2 separate regions of the Mus musculus genome follow, and region 1 is linked to region 2. A link is a loop called in an ENCODE intact Hi-C map of the cell type or tissue named here. Cell type or tissue: heart. All regions are shown on one strand. Each heading gives the region's core, and the rest is flanking DNA. Links, peaks and the distances in the headings are about the cores only. Region 1 holds the start of Sec24d (Sec24 related gene family, member D (S. cerevisiae)). Region 2 holds the start of Snhg8 (small nucleolar RNA host gene 8).

Region 1 (9,152 bases), core at 451-8,450, 240 kb after region 2:
GACCCTGTTTCTAACAAAGAAAAACAAAAATCAAAGAACATTTGTCGGGGGGGGGGGGGGCAGGGGGAATCTTCATCTAAAACAAAAAAAAAAAAATATGAGCTTCCTGTCACATATGCGAATTCTAACGGCCAGTGCTCCCAAAGCTCTGACCAGGTGGTTACCAATATAAACTTGTGGGGTGGTAGCAGCCATACCACCACCCACGCCTGACCCCACCCACCTCCAGAACAGTAATGTGCCTGGCCTCTCTGCTTCCTGCAGCAGATGATGTTGCCACTCAGAAGACACTTGAAAATGTGAGGACAGTTTGGTTTGCTAAAACTCCCAGAGGAAGAGGAAGGTACCACTGGAATATGGTAGACACAGACCACGGATGCTGCCAAATACACAGAGCATCTCTCTCTTTTTCTCTCTGTATCTCTGTCTCTCCCTGTGTGTGTCTCTCTCTATCTCTGTCTCTCTCTCTCTCTCTCTCTCACACACACACAGAGTGAGAGAAAGAGAGAGAGGAGCATATGAAAGAGCTGGCCCCAGATATTAAGAGTGCTAAGACTTAGAAACCCTGCGCCCGACACAGTACACCAACCTCTTCACATCCTCTAATCTCCACTGCAGCTCTTTCTGGTTTAAGTCCCTTCAGCAGCACCCTGGATATGGCCCCATTACCTTAAGGACACCTTCCACTGCTGTCATGCTGAGTGTGGACAGCAGCAAGCCACATCCGACCTGGCCCACTCTCACTTGCCTTTCAGGTCCTTCCTCTAAGAGGATGCTCTGTCCCTGACCCCATCTCAGAGCTTGGTTATTTCTCTCCTCGTGCCACTGTGTGCTTCCCAGGCACCTTCCACTTCCTTTCTACCCATTAACTGCAGTTGTCAAGTTGTGTATTGCATTGGCCTGGAGATAACTAAGTAATTTATGGACAGGGATGGAGACTATTGTATCTGTTGTTTTATGACAAGTACTTTGCTCACTCCATAAACCTGTTCGATTTGTTACTCTGTAACACAAAAATTACAAAAGCACAATTAGTGGGTGCTGATGGAGATAGAGTTTGTGGGGAAACTATTCTGGCGGGGCAGACACTTCAAAAAGTCACAAGTAGGCTGTCTTTCAGAAAACCAACAAAAAAGATTGCAAACAGGGTGTGGGGGTGTGTGTGTGTATGTATGTATGTATGTGAAAAGTTTGTGAGTTGGTATTGGGAAGGGGAACCCCGAGCCCCACGCTTGCTAGGCAAGCGCTGTCACTTAGCCCATTCCCCCTAGGACAACAGTGTGGAAGGTGGTTTAAAGTCCAGCATAATGTCAAGAGGATGAAACAGGGGAACAAGGTTTAAGTAAGCTATGGAAATAGAGCTGCCTGTTAAAGGATGAAGCCGTATGAGATAGAGGGCTGTGGAGACAACACGGAGGGGCACCACCTTTCTGGCAGAGCAGGGTGCTATCAGGCACCACACTCCAGTGACAGTGAGTTGGTATCTGTGAAGCAATGGGTAATAGGGCAGGTGAACTGAAAAGAAGGAAATGGAGAAAATGATGCAGGCCTAAGGAACTTACTGTATAAAGAGAGGCGAAGGGAGGTCATTAAAGGTTTTAAGCCAAATGACTCATTCATTACACAAAATCCTTCCAGTTCAAGAGCCACTGGCCTGGTGAAGGCCATACCAGACAGAAGCCTAAGGGTGAAAAGACTATTTGTGACCTGGGTGACAGACAGGTTGGACTGAACAAACCGAGTAACGGAATGGGAGGGAGGGGAGAGGTGGGAAAGATGACTGTGACTGCACGCCTTTAATCTCAGCACTCAGGAGGCAGAGGCAGGCGGATTTCTGAGTTCGAGGCCTGGTCTACAAAGTGAGTTCCAGGACAGCCAGGGCTACACAGAGAAACCCTGTCTCAAAAAACAAAAACAAAAAACAAACAAAAAAAAAAAACAAGTTTGGGAGACAGGCAGGTGGTACACATTACAAATACGCAGACAAAAACTCAGACGTGTAAGATAAAATTTAAAAGAAAATCTAAAAGTGAACTTTTGGTACACTGACTGGGTTGAACTAGGTTAAAAAAGAGGGCTTCTTCTGTCTTGATTTTGGAGCTCTTGTTTGTTTCCTTGAGATAGGGTCCCGTATAGCCCAGGCTGGCCTTGAACTTGCTATCTAGCCAAAGCTGGCCTTGAACTCCTTACCCTCCTGGTTCTATCTCTTGAGTGCTAAGCTTATAGCATGTGCCCCCACTGCTAGTTTGTTTTTGTTCTGTAATAATGAAAGGTTTGGGTGTTGATTCTAATAACTGCTGCTCACGTGTAACATGGAATACCAGTAAAATGTAGGCTTCAATGAAAGAGAACAAATTGCTATAAATGAGCATGCCATGTCTGAAGCATGGAGGTGAACCAGAGAAAACACTGGTCCAGGCACAGGAAAGATATGAAGAAGTCTACGTTGAAGAAGTAGATCTGTGAGATAAGTGCGTGTTTTGCTGTACGAGGCTCTCCAAATGATGCTGTTATATCAAACCACGGCTTCACTCAATGACTACCAACTAAGATATCCCACGTCTCTAAGCCTGAGGATTGAATAGTCATATATAAGTAAAAAGAATAATTTACCTGGTGGAGAGGATGCATGGGACGGGTCCCCATAGTGTCCGTAGTGAGGGGGAGAGATACCCATTCCAGGCTGGGACTGAGAATAAGGGGGTGTCGCCACATAGCCTTGTTGGCTCATGATGAAAATATCATTCCAAAGAAGAGCTACTGCAGAATAACCCTGCAGAAGTAAAGGCGAGAAGTTAGCAAGAGGATTTTAGATATCAAATGCTACTAAAAATAGAAACGCAATCAAGAAACATATCAGATGTCTTGAAGAAAAGTAAGTGTGTCCATTCTGGAAATAATCTTCATTTTATACAACACTCTTATCATAGTTATTATCCCCTGAATATGGCTTAAGACATCTCTTAGGAATCCAGTAATGTCATTTCGGGGGTCCCAGGAAATTTCACAGGCACAGATCTGAATAGTAATTGCTACCACGTTTCCCCTGGATGCCTGAATTGCTTTGAACAGTCTCTCATTAGTATTCCTACAACTCTGCATCTTGGTTTCCATGGTCACATTTTGAGAGCGCACCATGCCGTTCAACTGACTGACCACCATGATTACAAGCAGTCTGATGCTTCACAACCTGGATCTTCCTGGTGCCTTCTAATTAGTCTACTTAATCTGTACTTAAGACAAGGAAAAGCCATAGTCCAACAAATATAACCTGAGATAGACATGATGATAGTCTTTGTGAGTCATAATGGGACAAGCCAGTGGCAGCTCCAACCATCTCCGTCCAAGATGCTAGGGCTTCTCTCTAACTTAGATGACGTCACACCTCTAAGAACATAGGCACCTATATTTAAGGAGCTAAAAAAAAAGCCTTTCATATGTGGGTAGTCATAAACAATCACAAATATAACAGTCCCATCTTGACTCTATTCAGAGCCCAAATGCCAATTAGCTTTACACTTTATGTTTCCATGTTTTGCTAAAACAGATATCTCCTAGAGAGGTTTTTAAAAGATACTTTTGTTTATTTGGTTGGTTGGTTTCTGCAGAGACAAGGTTTCCCTTGTAGTCCTTGCTGTCCTGAACTTACTCTGTAGACCAGGCTAGCCTCGAACTCAAAGAGATCTGCCTGCCTCTGACTCCCCAATGCTGGGATTAAAGGTGTGTGCCACCATGTCTGGCTTTCAAAAAAACATTTGTTACAAGACAGGAGGTGCTCTGAAGCCTGGCAAAAGAATTATGATTTGTTTCCTATCTGCCCATGCAAAGCTTTGTGACACAGTAAACTGAAGAGGTTCTTTGGGCCTCAGTTTTCTGTTTTAGAAAATGAAGTGTCCAAAAGCCATATTAGTTGTGAAACCCTGATTCTCTAGTTTCTTTCCAGTTTCTCCATCAAGCATTTGGGTACCTCTCCTTTCTTTCTCGTTGCTGCGGTTTAAGGTAGTGGTTTAAGGTAAAGATTAGTAATACCTTCTAAGTAAGACGTGGGATCTCTTTATTCTGGAAATGGCATGCAAATTTCAAACGTGAAGACTAACATCCATGATTTAGCTTTGTTTTCATATTAAACCTTCAGCTTCCGAGTAGCAACCATGAGTATGATGAGGTCACTGTCTTGCTAACGGAGGACAGAAAGGCAGACAAAGGTCTCTAGTTCACTGTGTTCCTGACAACACTTTCCCTCCTCCCACTGCGCCTAGAGAGACGTGGCAGTCGCTTGGCCCCGTGCAGCCCAGAGCCTTCAGAAGACCGCACCGGCGCACCCACGCAGCAGCTGCGGAAGGGGAGCGGGACAGCGATGCTCACAGCAGGGGACTGGAAGCCGCCCAGCCCTCTTCCCTGGTCCTGGGAGGAATTCGCTTCCTCACCCTTCTCTGCCACGTCAAACTTCCTCACCCAGTACACCAAGTTGCAGAAACCTGACTCAGCTGCAAGCGGCGACATGGCAGAGAGCCACTTGGCACAAACCGGCCTCGAATCCAAACCCCGAGCGCTCGGATTCTACAAAGACACCCTTCCCCTTCCACTGTCACCCGGGACAAGTTCGCGTTTCCCTCTAATGATGTCCCGGAGCTGAACACTGTAGTTGCCATTTTCCCTCGGAATATTTCCAGCCCTCTCCTCCTCCGGGAACCAGAGAGCCAAGTTGATGGGGAGTCGCGGTGCAGCCGCGTGTGGACGCTCCGCACCCTCAGCCCGAACCTGCTGTACCTGTGGCTCCCCTTCCTCCCCACCCTCCTCCCTGCGCCCTGCGCCCCGCGTCTGCCGTACCTGCTCTGCACGCTCCGCGCCCCGCGCCGCCGCCGCCGAGTCGCTCTGGGTTGCTAGTGCCACGTCAGGCGCCCGGGCGCGCGCGCGTGCTGGACCCGCTCGCTCCCGCGGCGCGCCCTGGCGGGGGCGGGGCCGCACCTCCCACTGCGGTCTCGCGCCTCTTTCCGGGTCTTTTCCTCTAAGCTTTTCCTTCGCGAGGCCCCGCCTCCTCCAATTTGTCAAAGATCCTCCGGAGCCGGTGGCAGGGGACTTGGGTGGGGTGAGGAGGGCGCGCTCTGGGTTCAACAGGTGGCACTGAATCGCTGCGCTGCGCTCGCCTTACTGGAAGCGACGCGTGTCGGGGAGTGCTCAGTGGCCAGAGGAATCTGGCGCGTGGACAGACAATTTGATGACGTCTTCCAGCACAACCACAGAAGGAAGGAAGGCCCACGACAGCCTGGTTCTGTGTGAAACGAGACGCTCAGCTGAGGTGTCCTCAAGGAAGCAAAGGGTTGCAGGACCTCCGTGGGCTTGCCCACTTAACTGGGTGTGCCCCACCCACAAACAGGAACTGGCCTGTGTCAAAGGTAGATAACTTTTAGCTCACCTTTGGACAGAAACAGTTGAGAAACACCTATTTGGCCCTAAAATCAGGACCAATAGGCCACACTCCAAAAATGTCTCACTATCAGAGAGAAAGTATGAGTTCAGTCCGCAGCCGAGCTGCGAGTTTGGGGAATCTATGAAAGTTTTATGAAATAAAAGCAGCCTAGTGATTTTGCCCTCACTGTGTGCCTCCTTCTGAGGAACCAGAAATAAAAGCTCCCTAAAGCTTGACTAATCAAAAGCTACCTGAGTAACTTTTCCTGTTGCTGTGATAAAATACTCTGGCAACCACAACTAAAAGGAGAAAATGTTTATTTTGGTCCACAGTTCAAGGGAGTAATCCATCTTGATGCGGTAGCTTGAGGCAGCTGATCACTATGCGGGCACAGTCAGGAAAGCAGAGAGCAATCAGTGCTTGTGTCTGGCTCTTTTTATGCAGTCCAGGATGCCAGTCCAGGGAATGATGTCCCACACACTGGGCGGGTCTTCTCAGCTCAATCCATCTATGCTCAATATAGATCCTCTCAGACCTGCCAGGTCTTCTTTTAGAATTATCATTATCAAGACATGTTGTTGTTGTTGTTTGAGACAGGGTTTCTCTTTGTAGCCTTTGCTGTCCTGGAACTCACTCTCTAGACCAGGCTGGCCTCAAACTCAGCAATCCACCTGCTTCTGCCTCCCAAGTGCTAGGATTAAGGACATGAGCCACCATCACCCACAGTATTAGGAATTTTGAGGCAACTGTGTCAACTGTTTATCACTAAAAAAGAAACCAATTTAAAGGGTAATAATTTGCATTGTCTCAGTCTCTAAGGTTTCAGTCCTAAGTCATCTTGCTGAACTGCTATAGGTGTCTGAAGATGCAAAGCATCGTGACAGGCAGGAGGACTGACACAGTAAAGCCGCTCATGTCACAGTAGCCAGGAAGCAAAGAGGGAGACATAGAGGGTCCCCAAGCAAGCCACAGCCCCCATTCCTGACCCTGGTGAGTGATCTAGGCCACGCAACTTTCTTCTTCTTCTTCTTCTTCTTCTTCTTCTTCTTCTTCTTCTTCTTCTTCTTCTTCTTCTTCTTCTTCTTCTTCTTCCTCCTCCTCCTCCTCCTCCTCTTCCTCTTCCTCTTCCTCTTCCTCTTCCTCTTCCTCTTCCCCCTCCTTTTCCTCCTCCACCTCCTCTTCTTCCTCCTCCACCTCCTTAGATAAGACACCATGACCAAGGCAATTTAGAGAATGTTTTTACTGAGGATTTACAGTTTCAGAGGAGTAGAGCTCATAGCCATCATGTCAGAGAACATGGTGGCAGGCAGGCAGGCAGGCAGGCACGGTGCTAAAACAGTATCTGGGAGCTCACATCTCGATCCCTGAGCACAAGGAAGAAAGAGAAGCACAGGAAATGCCCCTGGCCTTTTGAAACCTCAAATCCTGCTGCCAATGACACACATCCACTAACAAGGTTAGACCTCCTAAGCATTCCCAGACAGTTCCACTAACTGGGGACCAAATATTCAAAAATATAAGCCTATGGAGGCCATTCTCATTCAAGCCCCCACATTCTACACTCTTGGCCCCAATAGGCTTGTGGTCATATCGCAATGCAAAATGCATTCAGTCTCGATGCCATTTAAAAGTCCGAATTCCAATTCTTTTCTGGGACTCAAGGCAATCTCTTAATTGCACACCCTCCTGTAAAATCAAATTACATACTTCCAAAGTAAAATTGCACAGATTATACGTCACCTTCCAAAAGGGAGAGATGGGAGCACAGTGAAGAAACACTGTACTGGAGCAAGACTGAAACCCAACAGAGCAGACTTCATAAATCCTGTAGCTCTGTGTCTGATGTCAAAGGACTTAGATGGCTCTGCCCCCACGAGCTTTGGGCTGGTTCTGCTCCCTGTGTGCAGCTGTCTCTGGCAGACATCCCGTGAGTCTAGCACCTCTAGCATCCTGGGGTCTTGGATGCAATCCAGACTACACTTTCACAGCTTCATGGGATGGCCTTCAGGCCCTCCATGCAGATTTCCCTGCTACACCCTGGGCCTCCTTACCTTTTGAGAAGGGAAGATGCCACAACTCTTTTACTCCTGCACTCTTCATGACTTTAAATCGAGAACGACACGGTCAGTACCGCCATGTTTGGCTGCCTGCTTGGAATGGAGCCTGGAATGGAATGGAGCTTGGAATGGAATGGAGCCTGGAATGGAATGGAGCTTGGAATGGAATGGAGCCTGGAATGGAATGGAGCCTGGAATGGAATGGAGCCTGAGCCCCTTCTTGAAATGAATTTTTAGTGGATTTATTTATCTTTATGTACTGTTGGCTTGGATTTTCCTAAAACCTACTTTAGTGAGAGTTCTCAAACACTTTGGCCCTTCTTCTAGCCCACCATCCAAAGGTAAGGGAGAGAAGATGGTAAATAGGACAAGGGGATGTGGACCTGTTTAGAAGTAGTTCTTTGGGGGTGATTCCAATCTCCATTTGCTAGGATACCAGCAGTCCAGTTCAGTAGTGTCAGGATACCAAACACGAACAGCAAAGTATGATCCAGCAGAAACCGCCAAGCTGATGCTGAATTGGCACAAGTCAGCAGCAATGATGAGGACCAGCCCGGAGGCTGGGTGTTCTCTGCCGTGTCTCTCTCAACACAGTGAAGATCAGTGAAGACTGGAGACCAGCAAAGCATTGCGCAGCCAGTCACTATCTGTTAAGTCCTGTGTATACTCTTTCCAAACATCACTTGTCCACCAAGGGTCTTGCCTCAGCAAAACATCACATGAGTCTGCATCACGTGACACAACCAGAATTTCCACTTCCATGTACATTGGTGTTTTGCCTGCTTGTATGTCTGGGTGAGGGTGTCCGATCCCTTGGAACAGGCATTACAGACAGTTGTGAGCTGCTATGTGGGTGCTGGGAATTGAACCCAGGTCCTTTGGAAGGGCAGTCAGTGCTTTTAAACAGGAGCCTTGTTACTTTTGAGGAGCAGACAATCCCTCCAGCCTTTTCCTTTCACAAGACACATAATTACCTGGGTAGAGCCTCTCCCTGGGGACACCATTCCTTTATTCCATTTCAATTCAGGCCTTTCCAATTCTGTCAGCGCAAGCTGTGGCTCCCACACTAAACTTCCTGGCGCTCTTTTCCTCCTCAAACTGTACATTCTGTATTTGTGTTTGAGCTACTTCCACCTTCCCTGTAAATATGAGCAAGAGTGATTACTAATAACCACACGACAGAATCAATATTAGGCTATCTTGAGATCTCTTCTGCAAATGAAACTGTTTCAATTTTGCCTGGGCAGATTTTTTAATTTTAGGACAGAGACAAAAAAAGCAGCTGTATTCTCTGCCAAAATATTACAAGGATGGTCTTCAACCTACATGCTAATACTGTTTCTCTCTGAAACCTCTTGATCTGGGCCTCCGTAGGCCACATGGCCCTCAGCAGCACTGTCTTCCAAGCTCGTACTAGGATGGCTTCCATTAAGCCTGGCTTATAGCATTCAACCACTGTTCTAGTCCACAGTCCTATAATCTTCCACAGTCCTTCTCCAAACAGCACACAGGTGGCAGGTCTGTCACAGCAAAAGCCCCTTTCCTGGTACCAAATTCTGTCTCAGTCACTTTTTTGTTACTGAGATAAGACACTGTGACCAAAGCTCCTTGGAGAAGAAGGAGTTTATTGAGGACTTACGGTTTCAGAGGATTAGAGTCAATAACCATCCTATCGAGAACGGTGC
Region 2 (9,152 bases), core at 790-8,789:
CCGTACCACCGTGCCCACTGTATGCCTTGCTGGGGTTACAGGCCCGTGCCACCGTGCCCACTGTATGCCTTGCTGGGGTTACAGGCCCGTACCACCGTGCCCACTGTATGCCTTGCTGGGGTTACAGGCCCGTGCCACCGTGCCCACTGTATGCCTTGCTGGGGTTACAGGCCCGTACCACCGTGCCCACTGTATGCCTTGCTGGGGTTACAGGCCCGTGCCACCGTGCCCACTGTATGCCTTGCTGGGCGCTGGTCCCAGGGCTTCGTGCTGCTAGGTAAGCACTCAGAAATGAAGTAACATCTCAAACCCTAAAAACAAATCTTTTTTCCGTTTCAGAAATACGTACTGTGCTCTTCAAAGCACTTTGCCATGACCACAAGTGCTCACTGGAGTCTTCCCTCCAAGCACTTCCCCAGGAGAAAATGCAAACATCAAAATCACTTGTACGGATGAAGGTTTTCATAACAACACTTGACCAAAACGCTGAAAGCTGAAAAGAACTTCCACAGATGATAAGAGATGTGGTGAGGGGAGAGCAACAAGGACAGAAAAGAACACAAACAGAAGGACATGCCAAAGGCAGGTTTTAAAAGTTCCATTTCAGACAAAACAAGTTTGGCCAAAAGACAGGAATATACAAGGACATAAACTATCACTATTCCATTCCAGCTACCTAGCCCAATGGTTAACGTCTGGTTCATTAAAAATGTTCAGTAAGACATGATGTGCTGCCAAAACTTATGTTGAAATCGTAGCCCCTACTCTCTGAACATGGTAGTATTTGGAATGAGGTTACTAGACCGTGCTGTTGGTGGCCTACAAGAACGTGGTTGAGGGCCGCAGGTCTGCCTGGATGGTCATCTCGAGCATTGAGAAGAAGACCGACACCTCCAACAAGAAGTTGCAGCTGACCAAGGACTGTCAGGAGAAAGTGGAGTTGGAACTGAGGTCCATCTGCATCACGGTTCTGGAATTGTTGGGTAAGTATTTAATAGCCAATGCAATTAATCCAGAGAGTAAGGTCTTCTATCTGAAAATGAATGGAGATTATTTCCAGGATCTTGCTGAAGTAGCTTGTGGCGATGATGGAAAACAAATGATAGAAAATTCCCAAAGAGCCTACCAAGAGGCATTTGATATAAGCAAGAAAGAGATGCAACCTACACATCCAATCCGCCTGGGGCTGGCTCTTAACCTTCCTGTATTTTACTCTGTGATCCTTAATAATCCAGAGCTTGCCTACACACTGGCTAAAACGGCTTTTGATGAGGCTATCACAGAGCTTGGTACACTGAACAAAGACTCCTACAAAGACAGCACCCTTATCATGCAGTTGCTTAGAGACAACTTAACATTATGGACATCAGACAGTGCAGAAGAATGTGATGCAGCAGAGGGGGCCGAAAACTAAAGGCATCCAGGGCACCAACCCCCTTCCCCTCAAGAAGACCTTTTTACATCTCCATTCCTTATTCCACTTGGATTTCCTCTAGCAAGAAAGCCCATTCGTGTGTATGGGATCAACTGTTTATATAGTCTTTTCACACTGCAGCTTTGGGGAAACTCCATCCCTTGGTTTGTGTTGTCTCCTCCTTCCTGGTGTGCAGTTACTGCTGTAGAAAAGTATCAATAGCTTCATTTCATGTAAACACGAGTAACTTCCAGACACGTGAGTAGAGGACTGACAGCACACTTGGTATTTAAGTAATCTGAACCGGTTCTACAAGCGACTGTGTTTTGTATTACTGCGAAGATATGGAAAATGTAGTGCATTGCAATTTAAAGTAATGTTAGTACTTTTCCATGCAAATTTGTGTACATGTGAGAGGGTATCCATTTGGTTCAGTGATTGTTCTTTAGAGAGTTGTTTGCTAATCATTGACTGTAGTCCCCAAAAAAGCCTTATGAAAATGTTATGCCCTGTGTAACAGCAGAGTAACATAAAAACAAAACTACATTTTGTAAAATAAAAAACCTGACAGGTGCAGACAGGCACAAAAGAAAAACCCACGGAAAGATGCAGGCTACCATCTACTGGCCAGAGAAGGAAGGCCCTTAATCTCGGACTTCTCAGCTCAGGACTAATACAGACCATTCTTAAGGACACCCTCAGAAGACCATCCAGAATGTAAATGAAATGTTTGGGCAACGCGCCGCGGTTACTTGAGCCTTATGATGAACTAGTTCTTTCAATTCAGTAGTGATTATTTTAAGTAAAATGAGATAGTGGGTGAGCGAGCTGAGGTTCACGAACCCCTCTAGGTCCTTCAAATGCGAGTATTGTCTCCAATGAATTCGTTCCTACTGACTCCTGCACGGTGTTGCCCTAACCGCACCCTTCCCAGCCTGTAATGATCACAGCTTTCTAACTAACATTCTCCATGACGACAACTGTCATCTCCATACTCCATCACTAAAGGCCCTCTATTCTGTCTCATAGCGGGCTGCACGCGGGAGTGAGATATGCCTTCCTCCCGGAAAAGCCGAGGGCCGGGCGGGTCTGCTCGCACTGCCCAGGCTTCCCGTTCTCCCGGTTCGAGAAACCTTCCGGCGCGCTGTGTCGGGCAAAAGTGAGATCAGATCAAAAGGGCAAGCGGAAGGGCGCAAGCGGAACCATCAACCCCGATGGGGGCAGAGGAGCCGCCAACAGCTCTCGGGGACAAAGGGCCGGCGCCATAGGAAGTGATGCCGGGGGAGGCGGCAACGAAGGGACCTTAGACTTTGGGTCCCAGAGAAGAACGCAGCCAAGAAGAGAAAACGCGCGCACCGCCAGAGCTTCAGCCACGAGACTTCTGACACCGCGAGAACTGTGGTTTCAGCTCGGCTTTTCCCCGCCCACCTCCACAGCCCGCCCATTCCTGTGACGCACGCATCGAATCCGGGCCGCCTGTACACCAATCAAAGTGACGAGGCGCGGGAGAGCTCGGAATGGGCGGGAAAGCCCCGCCCCTCGCGCGCAGGCTCTTGGGAGAGCGTCACCCGGGCTATAAAAGCGTGCGCGCACCGTTCAGAAGTCTCTTTGGCTGCGATCCGCCTACGAGTATGTAGTTGTATGGTGGGGATGATATCTTGGGCCTTATTTGTGAGTGGCCGAGATGCGGGAGACACAAGGTGGCTATGGTGCTGGCCGAAAGCCATCAACTCTGCAAGAGCGCCGTGAAGGTTAGCGCGACGACCACCATGTAAAGCCGATACGGTGTTGGGCGGCGTGACGCAAGTTCGCCACCGCTGGGTCGGATGGTGAGTGACACCTCTGGGGTTACACTAGATTTTTGGGCTGTGAAACTCCATGTATCTTTGGGACCTGCCGCCTGTGGCAGTCTCCCTTCCTAGCCATGGAAGAGCATGTTCTTGTTATTGGCAAAGCTGTCACCATTTCATTGGTACCAGATTCTGACTTGAGCAAGTGACATTCTAAGATTGTAAGAGTCTACACGACGCTAGAAAAATGGACTTCAGTTTTCTAAACTAGTATTGAAATATTTCTAGGAAACGCCGGGACCCGTTGCTGTTGAACAGTGGAGGAAGTGTTAAGGTAAGATTCATTTTTGTGGTGTTTTCGCGGTTCTGGGTAGTGAGTGGGCCTTTACTGTTAGGGTGAAGTTTGCTCTTGTGCTGACATTAACATAAGTAAACAGCCCGTAGTATAGTCACGGATATTCTGTAATGGGCCTTTTTTTTTTTCTTGCAGGTACTGTAGTGGTTGAGATCGTCTCTGGTCAACTTACAGGGAATCTTCGCTTTTAATTTTTGAAAATTGAATATTTTATATTAAATAAAAGATGTTTGGTGTGTAATAAGACTGTGTCCTGTTTCTGGAGGTTGTGTGAATTAAGAGTTAACGATACAGGAGACATTTGCGCAGGAAATAACTGGGTTAACTAGGCTTCCAAAGAAGATAGGTTTGATTGTTACAAAGGTGCAAGATAAATGTTGGCTTGGAACATGAGTGATTAATAAGCCACAGACGGTTGCCCTTAATGAAAAGTATCTTTTGCTTGCTGCTCTCCAAGCCTTCTAGTGTGTGCCATTCAACTTCAAATCTCCAGAAGCCAAGTATGTAACACCAGCTAGGGGGTGTGTTGTGACAGGTGCTGAGGGGATACTTGTGACCTTAGAGGCTTTTGTGTCTGGGATTTGAGGTACTGAGACTCACACTCAAGAGTATGATAGGCCTTATTTAGGGAAGCTTAGGAACCAGGGGGTGATTCCTCTGCACAGAGATTATTGGGATCCAAATTCCCACCAGATGTCTCTGGGCCTTCATTCCTATTTAAAAAGGGCTGCTGTAAGGTCATGGTTCCACAAGTGGTCAGTAATTTGTATGGCCTCTTAACTGCTTGCCATTTCATGTGTTAGGCTTTCTGGTACATAAGGAGAGCCTCTTTAAAACATTTGTCAGGTTAGTCTCAGGAGATCTGAACTTACTTGAAGGTACCAGTAGATGGCGTACTTTTTCATGGTTCAAAAGGCAGAATTCAAGTTTGACATCTGCCTACTGTTCTAGAGAAATGATTTTGATAGTGAAGATTTGAACTTAAGAAAATGATGTGCTGGTCTTAGTGTAGGTAAGATCAAAAAGGTTAAATGTGGGCACCTAATCAAGGTTCCTAGCCCAAATTTTGTAGATTTAAAAATTAAAACTAAGATTTGCTAGAATTTCACCTTACATAAAAATTGTAATAGGCAAGGATAAGACCTGTACCCCTGAACTACTGGGTTCTCTCAAATTCAAAGGAATCGCAGGCTTGTCATTTCTGGCATGGTGCCAAGTATGAAGACTGAATGGTTACTGTTTTACTATTTTCTTGAGCTTTCCATAAGTTACAGACTGGTGACACTTTTTATCCAAGGTACAAAGGCGGGGACTCTGGTATAAACTCCAGGAGTGTCTTTGACTCCACATCCATACCCCCAGGAAGTCACCCCATACACAACCCAGGACTCATCAGGCTTTTCACACATGAGTGGTCCTCCACTGTCTCCCTGGCAGCTGTCCACACGGTTGTCTTCTTGGAGGTTCCCAGCACAGAGCATTCTCCCAGTAAATAGTCCCTTGTACCTCTCTTTACAAAACCTCTTGGGTAACAGAGGCACAGCAGCTTGTTGTAGAGTTCTTGAGTAGGCACGACCTGCTCAGACCAAAAGAAGGCTGGCGTTAGTCAATGGGATTTCAGCTAATGATCACATTTAGCAGTTTAGTAGTCTTATAATGCCTTCAAAGGCATTTCAAAATGGCTGTTAACTTAGAAGTAGCTATGGTGCTAGCTGTGTAGCAGAAGGCTCTAGTATTGGATGTTTCAGAATTAAACTGCGTACAGTTTCACATACAAACATGACGTGTCATTTATCTAGTCAGGTCATTTGTGGAAAAACATAAGTGTACACCTAGCAATTGAATTCCATCAGCTAGTGCTAAAATTTGGAATTAGAACCAACAGTGTAGGAAACCAACAGTCCAGGGTGTGAATCTAGGTAGGCTGTGTGTATACATTTCACACTTGGCAGACTTCAAGCATCTAAGCTTAAGCCCACCTAAGGCCGTGATTCTCAATCCTAATGTTGCGATCCTTTAATACAGTTCCTCCCATGGTGGTGACCCCCAACCATAAAATTATTTTTATTGTTACCTCATAACGAATTTTGCTACTGTTATAACTGTGTTTCCCAATGGTCTTAGGTGACCCACCAATGGAGAACCACTGATCTAAGGTCATACCATTGCACATCCTAACATGAACAGACCAAATGCTGTCAAGTTTTCTTCGATTGTTTCTTTGTTTTTATAATTACCTGTGTCTCCCCATCCTGTTATGTGACAGTTGGAGGCTGTTTTCTGTGGCCTCTCTCTCCATAGAGGTAAACAGGCTGGCAAAACGTGGGTGCTTAGTCTGGCACATTGCTCCCCTGGTCCTTGCAATCTAACCAGGGCAATGTCATAGTCGCTTCTGTCTGGCCTGTAGTTCCTGTGAATCACAATCTGTTGAACCCCTATTTCTTGTTCAAACTCCTCTGGTACCAGAGTATGATAATCCCCAACTCGAACTGCATAGCTCCTCGAGTTGTTTCCGTACCTGAAGGGAGAGAGCCAAATGTGAGGCTTTTTTTTCAGGTATTGAAAAATCAATGATCAACAGCTAGGAATGTTAAACTATAACAAGTCAATCTTGTTTCAAATCCTGTCCTTTAGCAAACTTAGCCATCTTACCATTTCTCTTCCTTCAAGCTCACTGTCCCCTCCTGGAAGCCCATTGTTCGCACGTCTTCTGATTTCACTATATGTCTAGATAACTATTTTCTGAGGCAGTAAATGTGGAGAGTGAGTGGAAATTACCGACAAAGCGTCAGCATGGCAATGCTTACCAAACAGGAACACGGTATAGCACGCCACCACTGTTCTGATTTGCCGTGTTCATTTTGCTGCATGGAGTCATAAACATGGCTAACCCTCCTCTGTCCCTGAGCTAGTGCAGCCCATCTTATCCCTAGAAAGAAGCATCAATTATTACCCACTGAGAGTCAAATGCAAGCAAGCTATGTCAGCATATGCTCACCATATGTTCTTTACTTAGATGTCACCTCCGTGAAGCCCCCCTCATGTTTATATTGCAACCACCTAGTCTTAGCATGCCTAATCTATTATAATTCACCTTTTTTTTTGCATTCTTTATCGGTCTTAAACATTATTTAGTTTACTATTTAATTGCCTTGTGCAATTAACAAATATTTCTAAGGTGGCCTAGGTCCCCAAGTGAGACTTCTGGACCCAGAATACACTAGCCAACCTCTACCTGGTTACCTCTTCCGCAGAAGGTTACAGCTGTTTGGCCACTGGCCCTGACCTCCACTTACAGCAAGAACCGGGCTGTACATGCCCCCAGGTATGCAATAATATAAAATCAAGCATTTTGTGGTAGTTTTAAGTTGGTTTAAATTTGTACTAATTCTTTGGTGGGAATATACATTTGCCACGTACTAAAGATGAAAGCAAGTTTGCATACTGATGGAATGGATGTGATCTTATTTTTACATAAAGAATAAAGTCTTAGGTGATCTCAGAACATCTTCAACACCTTTCAGAGTTGATCCGAGTTTTATTTTATTTTGTACTGTTATTTTAAGACAGGCTCTCATTCTGTAGGCAGTTCAGTGTGTGTAGGCTCAGACTTGCACCAGCACTTCTGCCTCCACCTACACAGAGCTGATATTCCAGGCATGCATGCACCACGCACACAATCGCTGTCGTTCAAAACAGTCTTTTTTGCCTGCCAAACGCTAACCCTGCCTTTTATCAACCATCCACATATCTCGTGCTGGCATCCAACTTCTGGGGAGCAATTTTTAATGTTAATTTATTTTAATGTTAAAAACCCTTCCTCCCCTTTTCTGAGAAGAGGAGGAAGGGTAGATGGAGTGAAGAGAAGGTGGGAGGAACGACTGGGAGGAGAAGAGGGAGGGGAAGCTGCCATCCACATGTAAAGTAAATAAATGATTAACTTTTTAAAACCTCCCTTATTCATTTTTTTCCATAATAAACATGAAAGTCCCACTGTTCCCAAAACATCCACTTGAATGTGAGTTTAAAGCCTTTATATTCAATAGTTTGCTAGTAGAGACCTCCTAGAGGCCAGAAATAACTACTGACTGCCTTATTAAAATATCCCTCCTTACTCCTCATTACTCCTGTGGTAGACAAGGTTTGAACCCTCTGGTAGCACTGACAATCTTGTATAATTATGCAGCCATCAACTATTGACTGATATATCCCTTCCCTGTGGTTCCTGGCAACTCCCTATTTTCAAGTTAAATCACTATATATATAGATATAGATTTCAGGAATGTTTTTTTTTCCTCTTATGCCAAGAGAGTATGCTTTACAGATTTATTTCAAAATGTAAAATTTATATTTTACACTAGATGTATCTTTACATTTTTAAACTATTAAAAAATGTAGAAAAAAAAAAAAAAAAAAACACCAAACCTACACACCAGAGCCATTGTTGGTGGCACACAGGCAGAGTTTGGGGCCAGCCTAATCTACATAGCTAATTCCAGGACAGCCAGTACTACATAGACCCTATCTCAAAAAAAGAGAAAAAGAAAGAAAAAAAAAATCACACATCAAAATTAAAGTTAATTATACATCTCAGTGATTTAATTAACAATTCTGAAGCTGTGGAGTTTCACACTGGACTTTCCTTACACTTTCAGTATTGAATATATCTCTGTATTTATCATCAAAAATAAAAACCCAATTAGCACAAAATCATAGTAGATTTATATCCTGTTTCATAATGAGGCCATCATGTCCATGTAGCCCTTCCCCATCCCCTAATATCTAGCATCTCTTGTCCTCCTCTCTGCTCGCCCACATATACATCTATGTAGACGCCTATATTATTGGCTAGATTCTGCATGTGAGGGAGAGCATGCAGGGGTTGGGGGGTGTCTTTGTCAGGGTTTCTATTCCTGCACAAACATCATGACCAAGAAGCAAGTTGGGGAGGAAAGGGTTTATTCGGCTTACATTTCCATACTGCTGTTGATCACCAAAGGATGCAGGACTGGAACTCAAGCAGGTCAGAAAGCAGGAGCTGATGCAGAAGCCATGGAGGGATGTTCTTTACTGGCTTGCTCAGCCTGCTCTCTTATAGAACCCAAGACTACCAGCCCAGAGATGGTCCCACCCACAAGAGGCCTTTCCCCCTTGATCACTAATTGAGAAAATGCCTTACAGTTGGATCTCATGGAGGCATTTCCTCAACTGAAGCTCCTTTCTCTGTGATAACTCCAGCTGTGTCAAGTTGACACAAAACTAGCCAATACAGGGGGTTTTCTGGAATATGTGACCTTGCTTAATATGCATTCTAAGACCATTTTCCTGCAAATTTTAATTTCATTTTTCCATTATATCATTTTCTATAGAGCTGAATGATATATATATGTATATATATATATATATATATATATATATATATATATATATATCCAGGAGTGAGATAGTTAGGACATATGGTAGTTCTATCTTTAATTTTTTTAGAAATCTCCAAACTGACCTCCACAATGGCCATATTAATTTACACCCCACCATCAGTAAAAATGGGTTCCTTTTTTTTTTAAAGATTTACTTATTTTATGTATATGACTAC

The links. Hi-C counts contacts between places; a loop is a spot of excess contacts. Peaks named below come from ENCODE experiments on the same cell type or tissue, not always from the same donor. Only the 100,000 strongest peaks of a DNase experiment are listed, where the experiment ranks them.
Region 1: a loop joins it to region 2, with 3.0 times the contacts of the local background. A loop is called at or near these places in 1 of 42 quality-filtered maps.

The regions. Positions count from the first base shown.
Region 1 is chr3:123,263,215-123,272,366 of GRCm38, reverse strand. Sec24d (Sec24 related gene family, member D (S. cerevisiae)) reads right to left here and starts at 4,871. Exons shown (of 23, transcript NM_027135.2): 1 at 4,831-4,871; 2 at 2,614-2,773. The coding sequence starts at 2,731. In heart, for the core only: no CTCF peak of the experiment used is centred there; DNase peaks (open chromatin) are centred at 4,426, 5,056 and 7,346; H3K4me3 peaks cover 2,697 bases; H3K27ac peaks cover 2,140 bases.
Region 2 is chr3:123,502,203-123,511,354 of GRCm38, reverse strand. It overlaps Prss12 (protease, serine 12 neurotrypsin (motopsin)), which reads right to left. Exons shown (of 11, transcript NM_008939.2): 10 at 5,797-6,077; 11 at 4,753-5,135. The coding sequence ends at 4,828. It overlaps Snhg8 (small nucleolar RNA host gene 8), which reads left to right and starts at 3,019. Exons shown (of 1, transcript NR_028574.1): 1 at 3,019-3,803. It overlaps Snora24 (small nucleolar RNA, H/ACA box 24), which reads left to right and starts at 3,289; the gene lies at 3,289-3,418. It also overlaps the pseudogene Gm9369. In heart, for the core only: CTCF peaks have their summits at 2,062 (motif pointing left), 3,234 and 4,444 (motif pointing right); a DNase peak (open chromatin) is centred at 2,844; H3K4me3 peaks cover 3,169 bases; H3K27ac peaks cover 2,657 bases.